Linked DNA regions of Homo sapiens: region 1 is linked to region 2. Evidence: chromatin loops called from intact Hi-C (ENCODE). Cell type or tissue: gastrocnemius medialis. All regions are shown on one strand. Region 1 overlaps AUTS2 (activator of transcription and developmental regulator AUTS2). Region 2 overlaps AUTS2 (activator of transcription and developmental regulator AUTS2).

Region 1 (5,000 bases), 67 kb after region 2:
GCATTTAGGAAGATCAACATTCCCCATATTAACTTCATGTTTATCTCCACTCTGGGAGAACTGGTTAAAAGCACCAGGAAAGGAAACCATCACCCACCTGATTTCATGGTGCTTCTGCTCCTCCTTCTCTACCAGCCTTCTCTTTCTCATCCAAAAAGGAAGTCTTTAAAATTCACCTCTAGGAGGTAAAAATCAACCTCCCTGAGGCTAATGAACGCATAGAAATATGCTTACAGTCATCTATTGAGCGCTGAGTGGATGGAGGCTCAGGGCCAGGCTCTGCGAAACCACCAAAGACAGACTCCACATCTGGTGAAGCAAGATTCACTGAGTTAGAGTCTCAGGCCCTGCTACCTCTCTTGAAATCTCTGATTGCTTAGTGTATTGGTCTGTTCAGAGGCAGCTTTTGACACAACTACAACTAATCATACTTTTTTCTTTTTCCAGCCTCTTCCATTTAGATTACAACCTTTGTGAAGGTAGAATGTTATCAATCAGAGCTCCTGTGGGCCCTGGAATAGCAGGATACTGCACTGTAACTCTGATGTTTTGATGACAATGAAAATTAATGAGTGAAACATGCCTCATCCTTCCTGACAATTTCACAATAAAACCTGTGTAAATATAAAAACAGAAAAAGATTCTGGCTTGTCTTAGAAGATTACAGAAACGTGGATACCAAGCCCCAAACACTTGCAGGAAACTCATGATTTCGAGAGGAAAACATTAGATGTTTGTCCACTTAATATATCAAAGGAGAAGATACCAATCAAGTAACTGATATTGTCCAACCTTCCCGCAAGTGGGACAGCTACTGCTCCTCGGTGCCGGTCCCCTTCCTTCCTGCATCACTCACACATCTACACTGCTATTCACATTTCATCTGCAAGTCCTCTCTGCCCATAATCTCTGTTATTTTGCTGTCGACTCCTCATGCCTCATTAGTCATGTTTGACACCTGCACCTAATGTCTTTTCACTGACAGCGCAGGACAGCTTCTGGTAAGAATAGATCTTTTCCAGAATAGCTTCAACAGAGGTCTCTGATTGTGTGGCAAAGGTGTGATATGGGGTCACGGTGGCTGCCCTTTCCCCATTCAGTAAACCCTCTTCATTAGACCTCTCTAAACCTGGCTCCATTTAAAGACTGGACATGTGGCTATTAGGAGCTGGAGGAAGGAATGCAAGCAGAAGGAAATAAAAATAGCCTATAAAGCTTTAATATTTAATTGACAACAAATCTATGTACTCGAGCTCCTGTGCAGTAGCCTGCAAGACGACAGATGAGAAATGTCTCACTATAAAGTATTATAAAGATTTTCACACCCAAGCTTACAATTCATGACTTATTAATGAAATTCTCATATTCAAAAATTCAAAATTTTTGTTTCAATGACAAATTCATTGCCAAGTAGTTCAACTAACAAGCAACCTCAAATCTTGAGCGGAGGGGAGATGGCTGATGTAAAATAAAACCAAAGTAATGCTGCATTGATAGTCAAACTTTTCTCTGCATTTTGGCCGGTTTTCTTTCTTCTTTTTTTTTTTTTCCTTATTTTTAAAAACAATTTTGGGCTGGGTGCAGTAGGCTCACGCCTGTAATCTCAGCATTTTGGGAGGCCAAGGTGGGAGGATCACTTGATCCTAGGAGTTTGAGACCAGCCTGGGGAACATAAGAAGACCTCACCTCTACAAAAAATTTAAAACATTAGCAGGGCATGGTGGTGCACACCTGTAGTCCCAGCTGCTTGGGAGGCTGAGGTGGGAGGACTACTTGGGCTGGGAGTTCAAGGCTGCAACGAGCTATGATCAAGCCACTGCACTCCAGCCTGGACAACAGAGAGAGAATCTATCTCAAAAAAAAAAAAAAAAAAAATGAGACGGGAGTCTTGCTCTGTTCCCAGGATGTTGTGATCCTCCCACCTCAACCTCTCAAGTAGCTGGGATTACAGGTACAAACCACTGGGCCTAGCTTGGGCCAATTTTCAAACATGATCTGTCAGATCATGAAAGATAACACAGGCACACATCACAGTTTACTGACTTTGTAAATCTAATGCTACACTTAGAATTTGTAAGTCTAATTAGACAGTGACTATTTGGTGACATAAACAGATCCAGCAACTGGCTGTCATGTGACAGCCATTAACATGTGACAATGGATTGGGCCAGTCAGGTGCCTCTTTTGGGGACAAACTTTCTCTTTCCAAAATGTGTTGAATCATCAAGAGTCTGAGTGAAATAACCGACTAGCTGCACCCAGTGCACAGGCACACCTATGGGTGCTGCTACCTCGTTTCCCCTGGTTCTCCCTCTGGAGAAGTGCTCCTTTCCTCCCCACCCTGGGGAGCACTTGCAACTGTGTGGGACTGTTTTTCAGGAGTCAAGGTGATGGTGATAGATACTGGTATTTAATGGGCAAAGCAGTGTTGCTAAGTGTTTTGTGATGTGTGGGAGGAGTCTACCCTAAATGCCCAAAACTCCTCTACTGACAAACAATGGAGGGTACATGATATCTTGGAAGATCACATCTTCTTTGGCTGTTTTCCTGAAGTCTTCACCTGTAAAACACATCCGCTTCAGAACAGGACTATACCATAGCTGTGATATTTGCTGTTAAGTACTTTTCTGAATGGGAACTTTCTAATGTTTACAACCAGGTAGGAAGTTAATGAGTGCTTCTCTGCCCATGTGGTACTGGGCCCTTCCCACTATACACCTCACTGAGCCTGGGCTGCTATAAACAAAGTCTGTTGGGAGTCATGACCTCTGGATGTGAACAACCTGCATTGCTACTTTTCTGCAGGGGACACAAAATATTCTTGAGATCCTAAGTTCTACAAGCACCACTGGAAGCGGTGGGCAAAAGTCACTCTAACAGGAAGAGATCCTTGATTCCATCACAGTTCACTGCCTTCAGGACTATACTCACCAACTATTATTTCACTCAATTTCTTTCAAACAGATGCAGGCCATCTCCTATTTCAGTATGGCACAAGTGGGGACAACTGGCAGCCTTAAAGTGTAACATCTTCCATTTGCTGTCGATAGTGTGTTCTTACACAAGAGCTACTATCTTTGTCCAACATTCAGAAGGTGTGCCATTAATACGGAGCCAAGATAAACATGGCTGGAGAGGGAAAGGGTACGAGGTGGACCTGAAGCAATTCGTAAGCACATGGTCGAAGCAGCACTTGCAGCTGGAGGTCCTAGAAACTGGAACTGTCAAACCTGTCACACTGCTGTCACCATGACAGGGAGAGGAAAGTCACGGAGGTGCTTCCATTTCTAACCAGTGTACATCTCTACAAGAGACACATCTCAGGAACAGCTTGACTAATGGTCAAGTTCTAACAGACATGGAGGGAATGAGAATGCTATTGACAGGGAAAGCAGCCTGGCTGGGTGGGAGGGTAAGTTCCTGAGCCATGGAGACACAGCTGACAGCAGAAGTGAAGGGCTCCTCAGGCCACCTGCCTCTAAGACATTAATGGGATTTCTGAGGTTGAACTAGGTTGGAGTTTAAGTTTGTGGGTTGCTGGGGTAGGGGGAAAAGAAAGCTAGATGGCTGCAAAAATGAAAAGAGCATCACGTAGGGCAGCACAGTATTCCTGACTCCACAGTTAGATTATAACAATCATATGGAGTTTGATGGTTTTGTTTGTGTTGTGGAGAAAGGGGGGAAGGAGCTGTTGAGGGGGAGGTTCATGACACTGGAGCATGTCTGCATGTCTCATGTAGCCTGGATGAGGGTTCCGGGAGGCAACACCACCACCCCTACCCAACGACAAAACCAGGAAAGAAGAGAGGCCTGTGATGGTGAAAGGGCCTGAGGGTAAGTTCCACTGTGCTTTTGTCACCTGTGGGTGTGGCTCTGCAAAGTGACTATCAGCTAAGAAAACATGGGCATCTCTTTTACGGGTAGAACTTCCCTTTCTCTGGGTTCTGACTACTGATTTCCAGGGGCTCTTTGAGCTACAAGGGAAGCTAACAGGCTATCTCATAGGCTAGAAGGAGGCAGCCGATCCAGTTAATGCCCCTGTTTCCACAAGGACTCACAGTTCTAGAGCATTCTTCCTGGCCCCACATTCAGCTAGTGACACTGCTAACTACTCTCCCAGTCCTCACACATTCTGATCATGTGCCCCCCAGAGTAAAAACAGACAAATAACTCATTTAACTTGCCCGAGATATTTTTACTTATTGATATGCTTAATGATATACCAGTATACTAATGTATTTCTAAAATACACATTCACGAAATAAATCTGAATAGGTGAGATAAAAATAAGTAGAAAAAGTCATTTTAGATTTTTTCCTCATATCTCAAATTATTGTCCTTCATGCATACTTTGGGAGGTATCAATTCGGGCCAGGCACAGTGGCTCATGCCTGTAATTCCAGCACTTTGGGAGACTGAGGCGGGCGGATCACCTGAGGTCAGGAGTTCGAGACCAGCCTGGCCAACATGGTGAAACCCCATCTCTACTAAAAATACAAAAATCAACTGGGCGTGGTGGCGGATGCCTGAAATCCCAGCTACTCGAGGAGGCTGAGGCGGGAGAATCGCTTGAACCTGGGAGGCTGAAGTTGCAGTGAGCCGAGATCATGCTGCTGCACTCCAGCCTGAGCAACAAAGAGGGACTCCATCTCAAAAAAAAAAAAAATTATCAATTTGGTCAACCCATTATTTTGTGCCTGGAGAAGGTGCTAGAGGCTAAGCATTTCTCTAAGCACTTGAACTTACTGGCTGAAGCGGGAGAAATGAAAGGCGTGGTAGAACAACTTGAGAAAGGCCCACGGCTTCCAAAGAGGCTCCTTCATCCCGCCCCTGAATGGAGAAGCGGAATCTTTCTGACTTGAGGAAAGCCACATGTGAGATTTCATTTGTCTCTCTCCATTTCTAGAGATGTCAGATGTGGTTGTGATTTTTATGCTTGCCTCTCCTTTCCACATTCTCCATGTGGTGCTCATTTTTATCAATTGCTTTGGGTTTCATGC
Region 2 (5,000 bases):
GACTAGAAAGCCTTTCTTACATAATAGGAATTCAGTGCAGATATTGTTAGGTCTCGGCTGCACAGTCACTTCTGCTTATTCCATAATGAGGCCTGGAACATGCATAATGAAAGCTGTCTCAACAATATTTTAACTTTAATGCTTTATTATGTCTAAGAATATGTTTTAAGTAGTAATATTTCACTCTCGCCCCCCCTTTTCCTGCCTCCCCACCCCCACCCCCCATCCCTGCCTTCTCTTAGACTCCATTTGCTGGAACCCTTCAAAGGCACATGAAATAAGCTATTATGATTCCTGCCATTTCAACAGCATGTAAGGAATTCATTAGAAGCAAGTTTCAGGACCTGGCTATTTGCCGTCCACAAAGGTGACCCTGTATTTCCCCTCCTAAAACATGAGTATGCCCCTCCTCCACCTCCCTCCCACCTCGTCTGCATCTGCCAGCACCCTGGATCACTTCACATGCCAGGCATCCGCCCAAGCCCGCGGCATGTGTCACGTGGGTCTGCTAGCACCGCCTCTGTTCTCTGGGCTGCCATAGCTAGGCCAAACGATGCCATGGGAACTCGAATGCATAACAATAGAAAATTCATAAAATCGCCATGGCTCCCCATCATATGCCTGAATTACTTCTAAATTTGACAAATATATAAGCTGCCTGCAGATGTTCCTCTCATATATTTTATTGCAAATAAATGAAATGGACAAGTTCCCCCTGTGGAACACACAGTCATTAATACCCCAAAGCTGCTCTGCACCGGACTGGATCGTTCCCCTAACAGGATCAGATTCCCTCCAAGTCCCACCTCATGATGGCTGCTAGAACAGAACAGGAGGGAGGGTGTCCTCCTGCTTCACCCCTGCAAAGACGTGACTGCCCTGTGCATCTGGAACAGAGGCCTGTGGAGTTTCCAGGGCTGACACGTCCTCCCCTTGCACACCTCATGGCAGCTGGGCTGAGATTTCCCCAAGGCTCCTCCACAGAGGCGAAAGTTTCCCAGCTCCAGTTTGAAGCTGAGAAGTGGAAGCCCAGTTTCCACACTGATTCCCTGAGCAGGAAGCTGAGAATGTGAGAGTGAGTCACCTTTTGTGGGCCAAAGTCTGTTTAAACATCTCCTTATTGACTCTAGTGAAAAGTCAGAAAACCATGGGGGTTTATGTAACTCCCAGCCTTCTCTCCCATCAAACTGGTCTTCCATCCTGTCCTGTACCTTTCCAAGGGTAAAATGAAAATACATTTCACAGAACACTGAAGATGGGGTGGGAGTTATATGGCACAGCTAGGTAATTAACATCTATCAAGTTCCTTCCATTTGCCAGACACTGTGTTAGGCACTTTACTTCCCTTTTTTCTTCTTTGATCCTCCCAACAACCTATAAAGCAGATATCACTTACCTCACTTTATAGGCAAGAAAATCAAGTCACAGAGAGAAATCCACCCAAAGTTCTACTTCTAGCGAGCCTTCAATCTCAAGTTTGTTTGTGGTTATACCTAACCTCTTTCTTCTAATCTTTATTGCTCATCTAGCTCAAAGGGTTTGGGTCAATGCTGATAACAATGTCAAACATTGTGCTTTTATTCATGCACTCGTCCTACAAATATTTACTGGGTATGTATACTAAATATACTATACATTGTAAGGCTTGCCATTCTAAAGGACCTACGTGGTGGAGGAATAGCAAAGGCAGCCAAAGAAGCTTGACAGGGCAGGGTGTGTTCAGCAAATGTGTGCATGGGGCCTTAGAGAGGTGGAGAAGAAACAAAGCAGGAGGCAAGACTACAAGATGGTGGACAGACATATTGTCAAGGGCCTTGGGTGCCCCTGTACACTAAGGAAACTGTGCTTGGTCATAAGTCAACAAGAGGTAGAGAGTGAAAGACAAGAGATCAGATGGGAGATGGGAATGCAACAGGAAGATGCAGTAAGGTCACAGAAGAGAGGGAGGAGGACACAAAATAGAGACCATAGAGAGTATAACCTGGAAAAAGAATGGGAACCCCAGCTGGGTCCACATAGTCTTAGCAGGACACAGAGAAGGGTAAAGGGGAAGGTGGCTGTCATGAAGTTAAAGGAACGTTCAGTGGGAGTGAAGGCATAGGAGAGGTGAAAGCAGAGAGGAGGCTGGTCAGATGGTGAAGGAGAGTTCAAAATCTTATAGGTGGACCCCTTTCTGAGTAAAGATGAGATTGAAGGTTTGGTCGTTTGTGTCGATTCTGAAACAGCAAGGATCTTCACTGAATATGAAGAAGTCAATTAATCACTTTAACACAAGGTTTCCCAGGGTGCAAGTTCTCTTTACACAAGTCCAATATAGTGTGTTGAATAATGCCTGGCTTTAGAATACCTACAGACAAGATGCTGGGGGAAGGAAGGACTCTGGAGAAGGAAACACCTACAAAATGGGTCCAATCATCTGAGCTGACAACCAAGCCCAACCACCTCATTCAGGAGTGAGCGAGGATTTAAACTTGTATGAATCATAACTTACCTCTTTCTAGGCCAGACCTGCCTAACCTACTGTCATGGCCAGAGCACTCAAACTGGCTGCACTTTCATCCAGGTCTCCCTGGACTAAGATTTCCAGACACGTTCTGATTAAAACAAGGTATAAGCACAGCTAACACGGCTTCCTATCCGAGGTTCCTAAATGAGTTTCTGAGAAAGACCTCATCTTTCCTTCTCAGGTTTGAACCATCTCATTATCTGAGGCATCTTCGTTAGCTGCCGAAGAGTTTTAACAAGTTTCTTGAGTTTTGTTTTGGGAGAAAAAAAAAAGAGGGGAACGGAGACAAGTACCAAAATAACCAGCTTTAACAAATGGCTACTGGTTTAAAAATAGTGCAGGGGTTTACGTTTTTGCCTTTATCTCAGTGGTTGACCTTGCTAATACAGTATGTAGATCTCTTGCCAACTAATCGGCCAACTGTAAAGCATGGCTTCAAGCTGTGGTCAATGATCTGTAACAGGAATGAATGAGAGGGTTTTAGCAGCCAGGATCTGTAGCCTACTATCTGTATCTGACAGCTGTCACCCTCTCTGCAGAGGCCAAGGCCTAGACCTTCATTTAAAAGCAGCATGGCTGATCAGATTACTGGGACAGTGTGTCAAAACTGACTGTGCTGAACTAGGGAGACAGAAAGTAAATCTATAAATAGCAGTCTTGCTGCCTCCATGAAGCACTGAAGGGTAACCAATATTGAGCAGCAAATGCAATGTTTAGTCTTTGCAGCCGGTGGGATACAAGTGCGGCCAGATCAGAAGTCTTGCTCTATGATATAATGTAATGGAAAGATCGGCTTTATGGGCAAGAATTTAAAAGAGTTACATTCTTGGCAATGGTAATGGTCGCAGAACAATAATTGGTTTGAACCAACTTTATGAGCTAACAAGGTTCCCTAGCACTTAATAATGTCCTCAGGGCACAGGGACTCAGCAAGTCACCTTTCCCATAACGTGCTGGCTGCCTGTTTCTGACAGTCCATGGGGACCGCCAGTGCTGAAACACAGAGAGTGATAAAATAAGAGGCTCTCCATTTGATATCTATTATAGATGTCAACTGGGTCTTCAACCAGAACAGCTGCACAAAGTACTTGGGGAGAGCGGAGCATCGTGAGGGTGAGTTATCTATAGACCATGCTGATAGCACGGCTCAGACACTGGACATCACTGGGTTATAAATGAGCCAGCTGACATTTTTATAGTATGTACCAACTCTTCCAAGAACCATTTGTCACTCTTCAAGGTTTCCGCTGATAAAACTGGGATGTCTAAAAATTTGTCAACAGCCACAGAAAGTAACCCTGAGGTCATGTCAGAGGGTGAAAAAGAATGTGCTTACTTGGCATTCTGCAAACACACAAATGGAACACTGGTGGCGACAGTGTTTCAAAGGTCTCTCCAGGTGGCAGAGTTCCCAGTTGGCTCTGGTCTCCCTGCCAAGGATGTGGACATGGAGATGGTGGATTCAGGAGCAGTGCATGATAACCAAGCCCTCACATACCTGGTCTGAACGAGAGACCTCAAACCCCAGCACAGCCACTGGGGCCTTGCAGATGAAGGAGACAGGTGTCCTGTGTGCCCACTTGAGAACAGTCCTCACTGCGATGGAGAAGATGGGGATGAGGCAAGTGATTTTTTTTTCCCCCAAAGTGCATCCAATTGCCCTGGCTCTTCTGTAAAAAGTTCACCTTGAACACTAAATTTCAAAAGTAGTAAAAACATTTAAAAAAGTAACAACTGCGAACACTTTAACACACCAGGCATTGAGAGCTTTATGTGTATATCCCATTCAATCCTCACAATCTGAAGAGCTAGGTACTCCCGTTATCCTTATTTTACAGATTAAAACCTGAGATACAGAATGGTTAAGGAAACTGCTCAAGGTCACACAGTTAGAGGAAAAGTCAGGATTCAAATTCAGGCAGGCTGGCTCCACAGCTAACACATGAACTCACATATTCCCCATAAAACAGTCTCCCCAAGAAGACACTATATTAGAAAGTGAACATGTGCAAAGAAAAGACCAAAGTGACTTATTCTGAACTATGTAGGAGTCAAAACATGAAGAAGAAAACAAAAAAGACCATCTGCTCCGATGGCTCTATGACTCCGAATAAACTCTTTCTGCAACATTTGCTAAGCATACATTTCCTAAGCACCTCTATCTCCAGGTACCATGTTAAGCTGAGAGGTACTAAAGTGTGTGAGAAACAGACTCTGAGAAACCCAGTCTAGTGTTGTTGCTCATATGGTGCCTCTATTCTGGAGATCCTAGAGAGCTATACCCTCACTGGCATTTGCTTTGGCCTCTTCAGACATTAAAAAACAGCTTTACCTAAAGAACACACCTGGGGGGTCAGGGCACACTGTGGGAGGAGCGCCCTTAGTGCAGTTCCCAGGTCCATGGAAAACAATCACCAGGAAGTGCTTTGAACGAAAATGAGTTGATGAACCCTCAAGCTAACACTCAGGCCTCCCTACGCCATTGCTGCTGGCC

Evidence for each region. Hi-C counts contacts between places; a loop is a spot of excess contacts. Peaks named below come from ENCODE experiments on the same cell type or tissue, not always from the same donor. Only the 100,000 strongest peaks of a DNase experiment are listed, where the experiment ranks them.
Region 1: a loop joins it to region 2, with 2.1 times the contacts of the local background. A loop is called at or near these places in 1 of 110 quality-filtered maps.

Annotation. Positions count from the first base shown.
Region 1 is chr7:70,500,392-70,505,391 of GRCh38, reverse strand. All of the region lies in intron 5 of AUTS2 (activator of transcription and developmental regulator AUTS2), which reads right to left. Among named protein-coding and RNA genes, the nearest start is that of GALNT17, 630 kb to the left of the region's middle. RefSeq lists an enhancer at 1-436. In gastrocnemius medialis, no CTCF peak of the experiment used is centred here; a DNase peak (open chromatin) is centred at 3,121.
Region 2 is chr7:70,567,681-70,572,680 of GRCh38, reverse strand. The region is part of intron 5 of AUTS2 (activator of transcription and developmental regulator AUTS2); the gene reads right to left. LOC124901669 (a long non-coding RNA gene) reads right to left here. Exons shown (of 2, transcript XR_007060376.1): 1 at 807-5,000. Among named protein-coding and RNA genes, the nearest start is that of GALNT17, 560 kb to the left of the region's middle. In gastrocnemius medialis, no CTCF peak of the experiment used is centred here; DNase peaks (open chromatin) are centred at 3,080 and 3,930; H3K4me3 peaks cover 482 bases; H3K27ac peaks cover 1,408 bases.